2 separate regions of the Homo sapiens genome follow, and region 2 is linked to region 1. A link is a contact called in ENCODE Hi-C or POLR2A ChIA-PET data. All regions are on one chromosome and are shown on one strand. Each heading gives the region's core, a stretch centred on a gene start or an enhancer-like site at or near the end of the contact. The rest is flanking DNA. Distances are from core to core; before and after follow the strand shown.

Region 1 (5,582 bases), core at 2,969-5,468:
AAGAGGGGCTGGACCTGGCGGCAGGAAGCCAAAGAGACTGGGCCTAGGCCAGGAGTTCCCAAATGTGAGGGGCGAGAAACAAGACAAGCTCCTCCCTTGAGAATTCCCTGTGGATTTTTAAAACAGATATTATTTTTATTATTATTGTGACAAAATGTTGATAAATGGATATTAAATAGAATAAGTCATAGTCTCTCTCTTTATTGGGGCTCAGGGGACACTCTCAGGGTAGCTGGGGGCCACGTGAAGGGGGGCGTTGCGGAGCGGCACAGCTGGAACTCCGGGATGATGTTCAGGCTTGGGGGCGGGGACCTCCATGCCTCCAGCCCCCAGGTGGGAGCAGAGGTAGGAAGGCACACTGCCCAGGAAAAAAATCAATCCTCCGCCCAAGGTACAGCAGAAGCGGCCTCCTTGGCCTAGGAGGCAGACTTCCTCCTGCGGGGAAATCCCTTCCTGGCTGGGAGGAGCAGGGGCCCTTCCTCTTGGTGGCCTCGGACATTCAGCAGGTGCTGGCACAGGCCCTGGCTGGGAGGTGGGGCGGGCAGGAGCCAGCCTGGAGGAGGGGCTGAGAGTCAGCAGGCACACGGGAACCCGGAACCCTGTGTGCTGGGGAGGAATCCCGCAGTGGCCGGGGGGCTTGAGGCCGCTGCTTTGTCTCTTCGTCCAGAGCCTTATGTAAGAGCTTTTCTCGGGAAACAGGAAGTCCTGCTTGCCAATTTCAGCACAGGGAGTAGTGCAGGCCTTATTCCAACACACCCGGCCCAGCCTTAACCCCAGAACTCAGCCAGTTTCTTGCTTCCGTGCCCCTGGTTCTCCTCCCCATCGAGCCCACCCCTCCTTTCCCACCTTCAGTCACCCCTAGTGAACTGCCCCAGCGATCTCTGCTGTGCTTGACCCCGAGGGTCTTCCACCCTCGCCCTGACCCTGGACACTGCCCAGCTTGGCCCCCCATCCTGCTCCTGGCACAATGCCCTCTAGCCAGCCAACCTTCCCTCCCCCAACCCTGGGGCCGCCCCAGGGTTCCTGCGCACTGCCTGTTCCTCCTGGGTGTCACTGGCAGCCCTGTCCTTCCTAGAGGGACTGGAACCTAATTCTCCTGAGGCTGAGGGAGGGTGGAGGGTCTCAAGGCAACGCTGGCCCCACGACGGAGTGCCAGGAGCACTAACAGTACCCTTAGCTTGCTTTCCTCCTCCCTCCTTTTTATTTTCAAGTTCCTTTTTATTTCTCCTTGCGTAACAACCTTCTTCCCTTCTGCACCACTGCCCGTACCCTTACCCGCCCCGCCACCTCCTTGCTACCCCACTCTTGAAACCACAGCTGTTGGCAGGGTCCCCAGCTCATGCCAGCCTCATCTCCTTTCTTGCTAGCCCCCAAAGGGCCTCCAGGCAACATGGGGGGCCCAGTCAGAGAGCCGGCACTCTCAGTTGCCCTCTGGTTGAGTTGGGGGGCAGCTCTGGGGGCCGTGGCTTGTGCCATGGCTCTGCTGACCCAACAAACAGAGCTGCAGAGCCTCAGGAGAGAGGTGAGCCGGCTGCAGGGGACAGGAGGCCCCTCCCAGAATGGGGAAGGGTATCCCTGGCAGAGTCTCCCGGAGCAGGTGAGTGAGGGGAGGAGGGTGTCTGGGAGAGGATGGTTAGCATGGGGGGTCTCTGGGCCTCCTGGTCTGCAAAGTTTCAAGGGGGTGCAAGAGAGGGTCTCCGGTTTGGAAGTCAGGGGCGCGGCCATTCCAGGAAAGGAAACTGTTAAAGGTTAATGCTTCTCATACCTAACAAATCCTGGAGGGCAGCCAGCACCAACACTCAGGGTGCTGGGAAAAGGTGCGTGAGAGATCTGAGGCATCTCGGGGGCAGGGGAGGGCTGGGAAGGCAGGCTGGCTGGGACCCTCGCATCTTAACCTAACCTTGACCCTCTTTCCATGAGCAGAGTTCCGATGCCCTGGAAGCCTGGGAGAATGGGGAGAGATCCCGGAAAAGGAGAGCAGTGCTCACCCAAAAACAGAAGAGTGAGGCTTCCAGGGTGCAGCAGGGGTGGGAGGTGATCAAGCAGCGTGGGGATTGTAAGCCCGAGTCAGGGTGAGGGTGGAGGCTGCCAACAGCACAACGGGGGAAAGTGGATGCGGCTGAGATTCCCTCCTTCTCTCCTCAGAGCAGCACTCTGTCCTGCACCTGGTTCCCATTAACGCCACCTCCAAGGGTGAGCACTATTTTAAATAATGGCTTTGGGGAGGGGCAATAACCAGGAACTCGGGCTGGCACTTGGGCTCAAGGGGTCCTTATAGGTGAAAGGGAAAGAACCAAAAAGCACCTGAGAGTGCCAAGAAGTCCTGACCGACACACTCTCACCTCCAGATGACTCCGATGTGACAGAGGTGATGTGGCAACCAGCTCTTAGGCGTGGGAGAGGCCTACAGGCCCAAGGATATGGTGTCCGAATCCAGGATGCTGGAGTTTATCTGCTGTATAGCCAGGTAACCCCAGCCACACTCTGAGCTTCACAGAGGGCCTCTTTGGCCCCCTACTGAGGGTTCCTGACCCCTCTATTCATACCAAACCCAGCAGACCCTTCTTTCTTCCCTCGTTAGCGCTCCTGAGGCCTCCCAGAACTGAGCCAGGCCATCCTGTTTTCTTCAACATCTCCCTTCCCTGCCAGGTCCTGTTTCAAGACGTGACTTTCACCATGGGTCAGGTGGTGTCTCGAGAAGGCCAAGGAAGGCAGGAGACTCTATTCCGATGTATAAGAAGTATGCCCTCCCACCCGGACCGGGCCTACAACAGCTGCTATAGCGCAGGTGAGAGCCGTGTGGGCAGCCGAAAGCAGGACGTCTCTGACCGGGGGTAGCAGTGCAGGGAGCTACCGCTAGGAGGGAGGTTGGAAACCTAAACAGAGGCGGGTCTGAGGAGTGAAGTGCAGAATGCCGGGTCCTTACAGGAGGCAGAGGAACGGTGGAGCTGGAGAAGGCAGGGGGAAACAGGGCATCTGGATGGCTGTGCTTCACTGCGAATCTACTTTCTCTCTTTTCTCAGGTGTCTTCCATTTACACCAAGGGGATATTCTGAGTGTCATAATTCCCCGGGCAAGGGCGAAACTTAACCTCTCTCCACATGGAACCTTCCTGGGGTTTGTGAAACTGTGATTGTGTTATAAAAAGTGGCTCCCAGCTTGGAAGACCAGGGTGGGTACATACTGGAGACAGCCAAGAGCTGAGTATATAAAGGAGAGGGAATGTGCAGGAACAGAGGCGTCTTCCTGGGTTTGGCTCCCCGTTCCTCACTTTTCCCTTTTCATTCCCACCCCCTAGACTTTGATTTTACGGATATCTTGCTTCTGTTCCCCATGGAGCTCCGAATTCTTGCGTGTGTGTAGATGAGGGGCGGGGGACGGGCGCCAGGCATTGTCCAGACCTGGTCGGGGCCCACTGGAAGCATCCAGAACAGCACCACCATCTAGCGGCCGCTCGAGGGAAGCACCCGCCGGTTGGCCGAAGTCCACGAAGCCGCCCTCTGCTAGGGAAAACCCCTGGTTCTCCATGCCACACCTCTCTCCAGGTGCCCTCTGCCTCTTCACCCCACAAGAAGCCTTATCCTACGTCCTTCTCTCCATCTATCGGACCCCAGTTTCCATCACTATCTCCAGAGATGTAGCTATTATGCGCCCGTCTACAGGGGGTGCCCGACGATGACGGTGCCTTCGCAGTCAAATTACTCTTCGGGTCCCAAGGTTTGGCTTTCACGCGCTCCATTGCCCCGGCGTGGCAGGCCATTCCAAGCCCTTCCGGGCTGGAACTGGTGTCGGAGGAGCCTCGGGTGTATCGTACGCCCTGGTGTTGGTGTTGCCTCACTCCTCTGAGCTCTTCTTTCTGATCAAGCCCTGCTTAAAGTTAAATAAAATAGAATGAATGATACCCCGGCTCCATTTCCCCCACTGCCTCGCCTCAGCCCGGTCCTCGTACGGGGATCTCCCGCCCTCCTGGCTCTCCTGTGGCGCGCCCCCCGCCGGATCAAGGTACTGGGGATGCCGCTAGGGTCAGGCCCGCGAGCGCGGAGAAGACAGAGCGCGGCGCAAAAGGGAAAGTGGCGGGGCCGCCACGCGCGGCCGGGCGGCGGATGTGCGCAGGCGCAGCCTCGCGTAGCGCTCTGGGCTGGCCAGTCCCGTGGCGCCGGCGTCCTCGGGTAGACGGGACCGCGCGCTTGGTGGCCGCGCCGGCGCTCTTCGCCGGGTGTGACGTACTAATCGTGCGCCACCGCTGCCGGTGGGCCCGGGGCTCGCGGGAGGGGAAGGAGGAGGGGGGGAGGAGTGGCGGCGGCGGCGGTGGCGCTGGTGGCGGCGGTGGCGGAGGTGGAGGTGGAGGTGGAAGCTGAAGCTGAAGCAGAGCCAGAGGCGGCGCGGCGGGGTGCTCGGCGGCGCGGCACGCGGCCCAGAAGCGTTGGAATCCTGAATTGAGACGGCTGCGCCTAAAGACAGCAGGAGTGGCGGGGCCGCCGCCGTCGCCGGAGAGATGAGCCGGGAAGCTTGAGGCCGGAGACGCCCGCCTTCGGGCCCGTCCGCCCGGCTTCCCCGCTCCCGGTGAGGACGCCCCCTCCCCTCCCCCCAGCCCTGCCTTGGCCTCTCCCATTCCTGGGCCTCGCTCCCACCGAACCGGGGCCCAGAGGCCCGCATAGGGGCTTCTTAAGGCCCGTGTGCGCCGAGCCATCCAAGCTCGTGGGACCGGACTGGTGCCGGGTTGCATTCTGGTCCCCGAGGATGAAGTAGGAGGGGGCTGGGCCGGCCTGGCTTGTGCGCTCCGTTCTGTCCCAGCGTCTTGATTCGGTTCTCTTTAAGTTTCCTTCAAAGTTCTTCCCCGTTTATCAGCCTCTGCCCCCTGAACCATATCCCTGGCATCTGCACTTGAGATGACCGCAGCCTTCCCATGCCCCCCGTTCATCCAGGGTGTTAGAGAACTGTCTCCCATTCCAGTCCAGTTTCCACGTGCAAGTTGCATTCTCCTCAAGTACCACGGTTATCATGTCCCTGAGGAAAGAAACTGCCCTTGTTGGGCCCTCAAAGGACAGCCCTGGTGGTATTAAAATAAAGACGTAGAACCTGGCAGTGCTATTGGGTTTGGCCTGGTGATCTTAGAAATAAGATCTCTGAGGCCTGCTGCTTAGCCATTTTCCCTTGTCTCTGGACTGGGGAGAGATGATGGCACAGACCCTGAAGGGCCCCTTGTGGACCGCGTTAACCGGGAAGATCTTAAGTTAGGAGTTTTGCGTTTTTTCCTCTTTTCTTTATTTGCATCTGAATCCAGAGGAGGCATGGCCAGGAAGAGAGGCAGGATCTGCGGTGGGGTGATGCTTAGATTTTGATACCCTGATCTTTTGTTTTTCAGGGTACTGGAAGATGAAAGAGACTATACAAGGGACCGGGTCCTGGGGGCCTGAGCCTCCTGGACCCGGCATACCCCCAGCTTACTCAAGTCCCAGGCGGGAGCGTCTTCGTTGGCCCCCACCTCCCAAACCCCGACTCAAGTCAGGTGGAGGGTTTGGGCCAGATCCTGGGTCAGGGACCACAGTGCCAGCCAGACGCCTCCCTGTCCCCCGACCCTC
Region 2 (7,498 bases), core at 420-2,919, 68 kb after region 1:
TAACGGATTCTCACTCTGTCACTCAGGCTGGAGTGCAGTGGCGCGATCTCGGCTCACTGCAACCTCTCCCTCCTGGGTTCAAGCGATTCTCCTGCCTCACCCTCGGAGTAGCTGGGATTACAGGCATGGGCAACCATACCTGGCTAATTTTTGTATTTTTAGTAGAGACGGGGTTTCACTATGTTGGCCAGGCTGGTCTGGAACTCCTGACCTCAAGTGATCTGCCCGCCTCAGCCTTCTAAAGTGCTGGGATTACAGATGTGACCCACCAAGCCCGGTCTGTCATTTGCATTTTAAAATGGGTCATGGGGTGGGCACAGTGGCTCACACCTGTAATCCCAGCATTTTGGGAGGCAGAGGCAGGCGGATCACCTGAGATCAGGAATTTGAGACCAGCCTGACCAACATGGTGAAACCCCGTCTCTACTAAAAATACAAAAATTAGACAGGTGTGGTGGCGCATGCCTTTACTCCCAGCTACTCGGGAGGCTGAGACAGGAGAATCGCTTGAACCTGGGAGGTGGAGGTTACAGTGAGCCGAGATCGTGCCATTGCACTCCAGCCTGGGCAACAAAAGCGAAACTCCATCTCAAAATAAATAAATAAAATAAAATGCGTCAGGGAGGGTCGGGCCTTGTGGCTAATGCCTGTAATCCAGGTACTTTGGGAGGCTGAGGTGGGCGGATCATTTCAGGTCAGAGGTTCGAGATCAGCCTGGGCAACGTGGTGAAATCCCCGTCTCTACTAAAAACACAAAAAAATTTGCTGGGCGTGGTGGTGCGTGCACCTGTAGTCCCAACTACTAAGGAGGCTGAGACAGGAGGATCGCTTGAACTCGAGAGGCAGAGGCAGCAGTGAGCCGAGATCACGCCACTGCACTCCAGCCTGGGTGATAGAGCAAGACTCTGTCTAAAATAAAATAAAATAAAATAAAATAAAATAAAATAAAATGGGTCAGGGAGTGGGTGATTTCTACTGCTAGACTGTTTAGGCCCTGTAATAAATGGATAAGGGAAGATAACTGAGAGGCGGGGGGCAGGTCCCTTCTTAATATTCACTGAATCATACACACAGACAATACCTTCTTGGGAGACAGGCCTCAGAGGCCTGGGAAAAGACTGGGGGAGGAGTTCAGACCAGATGCCAGGCACTGTGCCTGCATTTTCTCAATGAACCCTCTTTCACAGTCACCCCGTAAAGTATTATTTTCCTCATTTTACAGACAAGGACACTGAAGCACAGAGGTGAAGTGACTTGCCCAAGGTCACTCAGCTAGAAATTTAGGATTCCATTATCTCATTTCTAGTCCTGATACAGGATGCTACTTGGGACGCAGGGGAGGACTGTTTCTAGACCTCAGGCCTGTGAATGCAGGCTCCCCGAGTGGACAGAAATCTTGGAGGACCTAGATCAGGCCCTAGAGGAGGAGAGGGGAGATGGAATATCCTCTCCCAGTTCAGAAACTTTCTCGGCAGTGGAGGATGATAGTGGAGGGGACTCTGTCCTTCACCCCATTGATCCCCAGAGGGGTGATAGCTGAGTCTTGTGACTGGGCCCCTGGGCAGGGGTCAAGGGTCAGTGCCCCTGTTTCCTTTACCCCCTCCTCCCCGGGCAACCTTTAACCCTCCACCGCCCACACGCAAGGCTGCCTGCCTCTACACATTCTCCCAAGAGTTGTCTGAGCCGCCGAGTGGACAGTGGCTGATTATGGAGAGCAGAGGCCCACTGGCTACCTCGCGCCTGCTGCTGTTGCTGCTGTTGCTACTACTGCGTCACACCCGCCAGGGATGGGCCCTGAGACCTGTTCTCCCCACCCAGGTGCAGGAGCGGGACAGGGCACTCAGCTCATGCAGTCTTCCCTTCTCTCCTCTGGCCCTGTAGCAGGGCCTCTCCCTCTGTCTGTCTCTGACATGTCCCTACTCAGCTTTGTTTGTTTTCTCTTTCTGATAGAGTGCCCACGACCCTCCGGCTGTCCACCTCAGCAATGGCCCAGGACAAGAGCCTATCGCTGTCATGACCTTTGACCTCACCAAGATCACAAAGTATGGGGTTGGCCTAGCCCTTGACCCAGTCCCCTGGTTCTGCCCTCTCTCCATCAGCTCTTCTCTTTTCCCTGTCTTCCTTTCCTTATCTGTGAACACCATCTCCCCCAAACCCACACTGGTTCTCAAAGGACACATGACATACACAATCTTTCCTTCTGTGTCCTTCCAGAACCTCCTCCTCCTTTGAGGTTCGAACCTGGGACCCAGAGGGAGTGATTTTTTATGGGGATACCAACCCTAAGGATGACTGGTTTATGCTGGGACTTCGAGACGGCAGGCCTGAGATCCAACTGCACAATCACTGGGCCCAGCTTACGGTGGGTGCTGGACCACGGCTGGATGATGGGAGATGGCACCAGGTAAGCTAGCTCTGGTCCTCAGGGGAGGGATGTCTGGAGCTGGTCTGAGGAAAGGGAACAAAACCAAGTTATTGGGCATCCCTCTACCACTGTCATCTCGTTTAATCCACACGAACCCCCACAAAGTAGCTATTCTTGGCCCCATCTTTTCTGATGGGAATTCTAAGGCTCAGTCAGTATATAAGTGACAAGAGCTGAGTGACCCAAGGCCAAGGATGCTAGCTGCTTCTTTAAGGCATGTTCTTTCCACTATAGTACTAGGCTGCCTCACAGGAAGGTGGCAGAAACAGATCCCAGGGGCCTCTGATTTTGCTTCCCACCTTCCTGCAGGTGGAAGTCAAGATGGAGGGGGACTCTGTGCTGCTGGAGGTGGATGGGGAGGAGGTGCTGCGCCTGAGACAGGTCTCTGGGCCCCTGACCAGCAAACGCCATCCCATCATGAGGATTGCGCTTGGGGGGCTGCTCTTCCCCGCTTCCAACCTTCGGTTGCCGGTAACTACACCCCAGGGGTGGAACCCTAGCCAAGACTTGGTAAAGCACTGCTGGGTGGCTGGCCGTGGGAATCTAAGTCCACACTTTTAGGGAGAAGGGAAGGGTTGAGAGCTGCAAGGGGGAGGCCAAATGCTCAGAGGGGAGTCAACTGAGGGCAGGGAGGTCGGGACTGCGGCTCCGATGCCCTGATTTCTACATCCCCGTATCTTATCTCTGTCACACTCCAGCTGGTTCCTGCCCTGGATGGCTGCCTGCGCCGGGATTCCTGGCTGGACAAACAGGCCGAGATCTCAGCATCTGCCCCCACTAGCCTCAGAAGCTGTGATGTAGAATCAAATCCCGGGATATTTCTCCCTCCAGGGACTCAGGCAGAATTCAATCTCCGAGGTAGATTTCCTCGGAGTCTATTTTTCCCACCCTGGCCAGCTCAGCCTGCCTCTGTCCCCCTCTACCACTGGCCCCTTTCCTCCTTGAGACCCCAGCTTTGAGGCCTCAGGATAATCATTTCTCCCCACAGACATTCCCCAGCCTCATGCAGAGCCCTGGGCCTTCTCTTTGGACCTGGGACTCAAGCAGGCAGCAGGCTCAGGCCACCTCCTTGCTCTTGGGACACCAGAGAACCCATCTTGGCTCAGTCTCCACCTCCAAGATCAAGTAAAGGGGGACAGTGGGGCATTGCCTGTATTCAGTGGAGCCTGGAGCAATGAGGGAAGAGGGGAGTCCAACATGTCAATATTAGGAAGGTTTCCAGCCCAGGGAACATAACAAGACTGGCTCCACAGAATTGTTTTTCATTAATAATTAGCCAGGCATGGTGGTGCTTGCCTGTAATCCCAGGTGCTGGAGGCCAAGACCAGAGGATCACTTGAGGCCAGGAGTTTGACACCAGCCTGGGCAACATAGCAGAGACCTCTGTCTAAAAAAAAAAAAAAATTAGCCAGGCATGGTAGCACATGTCTGCTGCCCTAGCTATTTAGGAGCCTGAGGCAGGAGGTTCACTTGAGCCCAGGAGTTTGAAGCTGCAGTGAGCTATGATGTGCCACTGCACTCTGACCTGGGCCACAGTGAGACCCTGTCTCAAAAAAATAAAAATAAAAATAAGGCTTATGGATGGCACTCAGGTGGGTGGTAGGGGCGAGGGACATATCTTGAAGCTCCCCACAGCAAGCAAACAGTTTTGACTTAGACTGCATATTTACTTGGGGCAGGTGTGGTTTCAAAAAGGGTCAAGCCAAAAAAAATTGGGGCAGGATTTAAGTGGTGAGAATGGCCAGTAGGTGGAGGCATAGCGAAGAGGCAGAATTAAGGCAGCTAGGGGTGAGGCCACAGGCAGTAGGCCCGGCTCATTCTTCCCTCTCTCTCTACCGTCCCTTTCCCACACACTCTGCAGAAGGTGGTGTTGTCTTCTGGGTCGGGGCCAGGGCTGGATCTGCCCCTGGTCTTGGGACTCCCTCTTCAGCTGAAGCTGAGTATGTCCAGGGTGGTCTTGAGCCAAGGGTCGAAGATGAAGGCCCTTGCCCTGCCTCCCTTAGGCCTGGCTCCCCTCCTTAACCTCTGGGCCAAGCCTCAAGGGCGTCTCTTCCTGGGGGCTTTACCAGGTAAGAGAGAATGATGTTCAAGTTCATGAGCACAACATTGGAAACAGCTCAAGGGAGGCGGCACATTTTGAGGGGAAGGAAACCTCTGGGAGGGAAGAAGAATAGGCCACAAGAAGAAGATATGGGGGCAGTGGAAGGTAGTGCTTTTGCAAACTCAGGTTGGAGGAGTGGAAAAGTGGGGAGAAGATTCTGGATCCGAGCCACCTTAATGCTCTAATGCCACCTTTGCACTACCTCCCTCTAGGAGAAGACTCTTCCACCTCTTTTTGCCTGAATGGCCTTTGGGCACAAGGTCAGAGGCTGGATGTGGACCAGGCCCTGAACAGAAGCCATGAGATCTGGACTCACAGCTGCCCCCAGAGCCCAGGCAATGGCACTGACGCTTCCCATTAAAGCTCCACCTAAGAACCCCCTTTGAAAGTTACTGATTATTCATTTATTCAACAAATATTCACTGTGCACTAGCAATGTACCAGGCACTGTGCCAAGTATTGAGTTGTCTTAATGAGCAAAAACACTCTGGTTCCTACCCTCTTGGTGCCCACAGTCCCATAGGGAAGCAGACATCCATCAAAGGCTAACTAATAAGTGGATAGTTGGAAGCACTGATAAAGAAGAATTGGAGAGTTGTGAAAACATGGAGACTGGCCGGGCGTGGTGGCTCACGCCTGTAATCCCAGCACTTTGGGAGGCAGAGGCGGGCGGACCACAAGGTCAGGAGATCGAGACCATCCTGGCTAACACGGTGAAACCCCGTCTCTACTGAAAATACAAAAAAATTAGCTGGGCATGGTGGCGGGCGCCTGTAGTCCCGGCTGCTCGAGAGGCTGAGGCAGGAGAATGGTGTGAACCCGGGAGGCGGAGCTTGCAGTGAGCCGAGATCGCGCCACTACACTCCAGCCTGGGCAACAGAGCAAGAGTCCATCTCAAAAAAAAAGAAAAAAGAAAAAATAGAAAACATGGAGACTAGGAGGCCTTAACTTAGTCTGAGCGTCAAGGAGAGTTTCTCTAAGGAAATGAGGACTTCTTTTTTTTTTTTTTTTTGAGATGGAGTTTCCCGCTCTTGTTGCCCAGGCTGGAGTGCAATGGCGTGATCTCGGCTCACTGCAACCTCCGCCTCGCGGGTTCAAGCGATTCTTTTGCCTCAGCCTCCCGAGTAGCTGGGATTACAGGCGTGCACCACCACCCCCAGCTAATTTTTTGTATTTTTAGTAGAGGTGGGGTTTCACCATGTTGGCCAGGCTGGTCTAGAACTCCTGACCTCGGGTGATCCTCCTGCCTCGGCCTCCCAAAGTGCTGGGATTACAGGCGTGAGCCATTGCGTCCGGCTGGAAATGAGGACTTCTTAGGCTGAGATCCCAGCAAAAACCCCGACAGACAGACATACTCTGGATACAGGTCACTTTCTGGAAGCCAGGACCCACCTGGTTCCGCAGAAGCTACTCCCTTTGAGACCAGTTTCCTGCCTCTGTGGCTGGTCCAGAGAGATCAGGAGGAAGGGAAGAGATGGGATTTTGACATCTCAGTCATCTGGTCCTTGGACTGGCCATTGCTGCCCAGGGAAGAAGCAGCAGGGGGCGTGAGAGGGTCACAGAGAGATGTGGGTAGGGGTTCTGGAAAAAGGGGTGGAGGCAGGGAGAAAGAAAAAGGGAGGAGAGCAGAGGGAGAAAGTCGCGTCTCTCTCTCTCTCTCCTAGTCTTGGTCCACTTGCTGCCTTCCCAGACAAATTTGTCTCTACTCCATTAAGCAAGAACTGGCTTGTGCTGGTCCCAGCTGGGAAAAACAGACAGATTTGGGAATATCTCTCCCCTCAAAGAATACGGTGACCCAGCTCTCAACCACAGACCTCTAGAGAATGCTGGTGCCCAGCATCCCTCCCTGGGGAACCCTCGTATCCAAGCCCATAGCCCCTACCCCTCAGCTCCCAGTCTTCTGCCCTCTTAGGAACCCTTGTGTCCTAGCCCAAAGCTCCCAGCCTACTAAGGAGCCCTGGGGCTAAAGCCCCCCATCCTCTTTCCTCTCAAGAACTATTAGGTCAGCCAGGTGTGGTAGCTCACACCTTTAATCCCAGCACTTTGGGAGGCCGGGGTGGGCGGATCACCTGAAGTCAGGAGTTTGAGACCAATCTGGCCAACATAGTGCAATCCCGTCTCTACTAAAAATACAAAAATTAGCTGGGCATGATGGTGGGCGCCTGTAATCCCAGCTACTCGGGAGGCTGAGGCAGGAGAATTGCTTGAACCTGGGAGGTGGAGGTTGCAGTGAGCCGAGATTGCGCCACTGCACTCCAACCTGGGTGACAGAGTGAGACTCTGTCTCAAAAAAACAAAACAAAACAAAAAAAAACTTAAAAAGAACCATTAGGTTAAAGCATCCTCCATCTCCAGACCCCATGAGAATCCCAGTGTCCAAGACTCCTAATTTCTTACAAGAATCTTTTCACCAGTAACCCAGGCAGCAGGCTGAGTCACTCACTGGAGCTGCTGTCCCCTTCTGCAGAGATCAGCCGGGACCTAAATGACTCCAGGGTAAGGAGGCCCTGGGGAGTCTGTAGGGTAGAAGACACAAATCCCAAGCCCCACCTTCTACCTCTCCTAATCTTGACCCTATAGACCCTCTCAGGATCTACAACTGCCTCCACCCAGCCAGCAGTGTTGGTAGTGGAGTCTTCAGCAATGGAGAGGGCATCCACATTTAACTCTGGCCCCTTGTTGACGTTCAGGGCTAACCTAGGCCACCTGAGCACCCGCTATGTACTAGGCACTGTTGTAGATACTGAGGATTCGTTGGTGAAAAGGACAAAAACAGGCTGGGCGCAGTGGCTCACGCCTGTAATCTCAGCACTTTGGGAGGCTGAGACGGGCGGATCATGAGGTCAGGAGATCAAGACCATCCTAGCCGGGCGTGGTGGCGGCGCCTGTAGTCTCAGCTACTTGGGAGGCTGAGGCAGGAGAATGGCGTGAACCCGGGAGGTGGAGCTTGCAGTGAGCGGAGATCGCACCAC

The links. A loop is a pair of places that touch in the nucleus more often than their neighbours do. ChIA-PET counts read pairs that join two places held with the same protein, here RNA polymerase II (POLR2A). Pooled maps may share reads with other maps.
Region 2: a map of tibial artery shows a loop between it and region 1 (3-fold over the local background). The contact joins the promoter of SHBG here to the promoter of SENP3 in region 1. A Hi-C loop is called at or near these places in 1 of 168 maps with a recorded cell type or tissue (tibial artery), 1 of 37 single-sample maps with no recorded cell type and 10 of 50 pooled maps. POLR2A ChIA-PET finds 5 or more read pairs at or near these places in 24 of 52 experiments (A549, AG04449, AG04450 and 19 more).

What each region holds. Positions count from the first base shown.
Region 1 is chr17:7,557,701-7,563,282 of GRCh38, forward strand. SENP3 (SUMO specific peptidase 3) reads left to right here and starts at 4,219. Exons shown (of 11, transcript NM_015670.6): 1 at 4,219-4,563; 2 at 5,366-5,582. The coding sequence starts at 5,377. It overlaps TNFSF12-TNFSF13 (TNFSF12-TNFSF13 readthrough), which reads left to right. Exons shown (of 11, transcript NM_172089.4): 7 at 1,924-2,002; 8 at 2,146-2,193; 9 at 2,349-2,467; 10 at 2,650-2,788; 11 at 3,024-3,901. The coding sequence ends at 3,133. TNFSF13 (TNF superfamily member 13) reads left to right here and starts at 1,050. Exons shown (of 6, transcript NM_003808.4): 1 at 1,050-1,597; 2 at 1,924-2,002; 3 at 2,146-2,193; 4 at 2,349-2,467; 5 at 2,650-2,788; 6 at 3,024-3,901. The coding sequence starts at 1,340. The coding sequence ends at 3,133. It overlaps SENP3-EIF4A1 (SENP3-EIF4A1 readthrough (NMD candidate)), which reads left to right and starts at 4,292. Exons shown (of 22, transcript NR_037926.1): 1 at 4,292-4,563; 2 at 5,366-5,582. It also overlaps TNFSF12. RefSeq lists enhancers at 1-593, 179-238, 1,049-1,098, 3,473-3,722, 4,989-5,582 and a silencer at 4,283-4,362.
Region 2 is chr17:7,628,466-7,635,963 of GRCh38, forward strand. It overlaps SHBG (sex hormone binding globulin), which reads left to right and starts at 1,670. Exons shown (of 8, transcript NM_001040.5): 1 at 1,670-1,818; 2 at 1,951-2,042; 3 at 2,215-2,404; 4 at 2,735-2,896; 5 at 3,124-3,283; 6 at 3,414-3,550; 7 at 4,287-4,494; 8 at 4,739-4,907. The coding sequence starts at 1,708. The coding sequence ends at 4,887. RefSeq lists an enhancer at 4,161-4,250.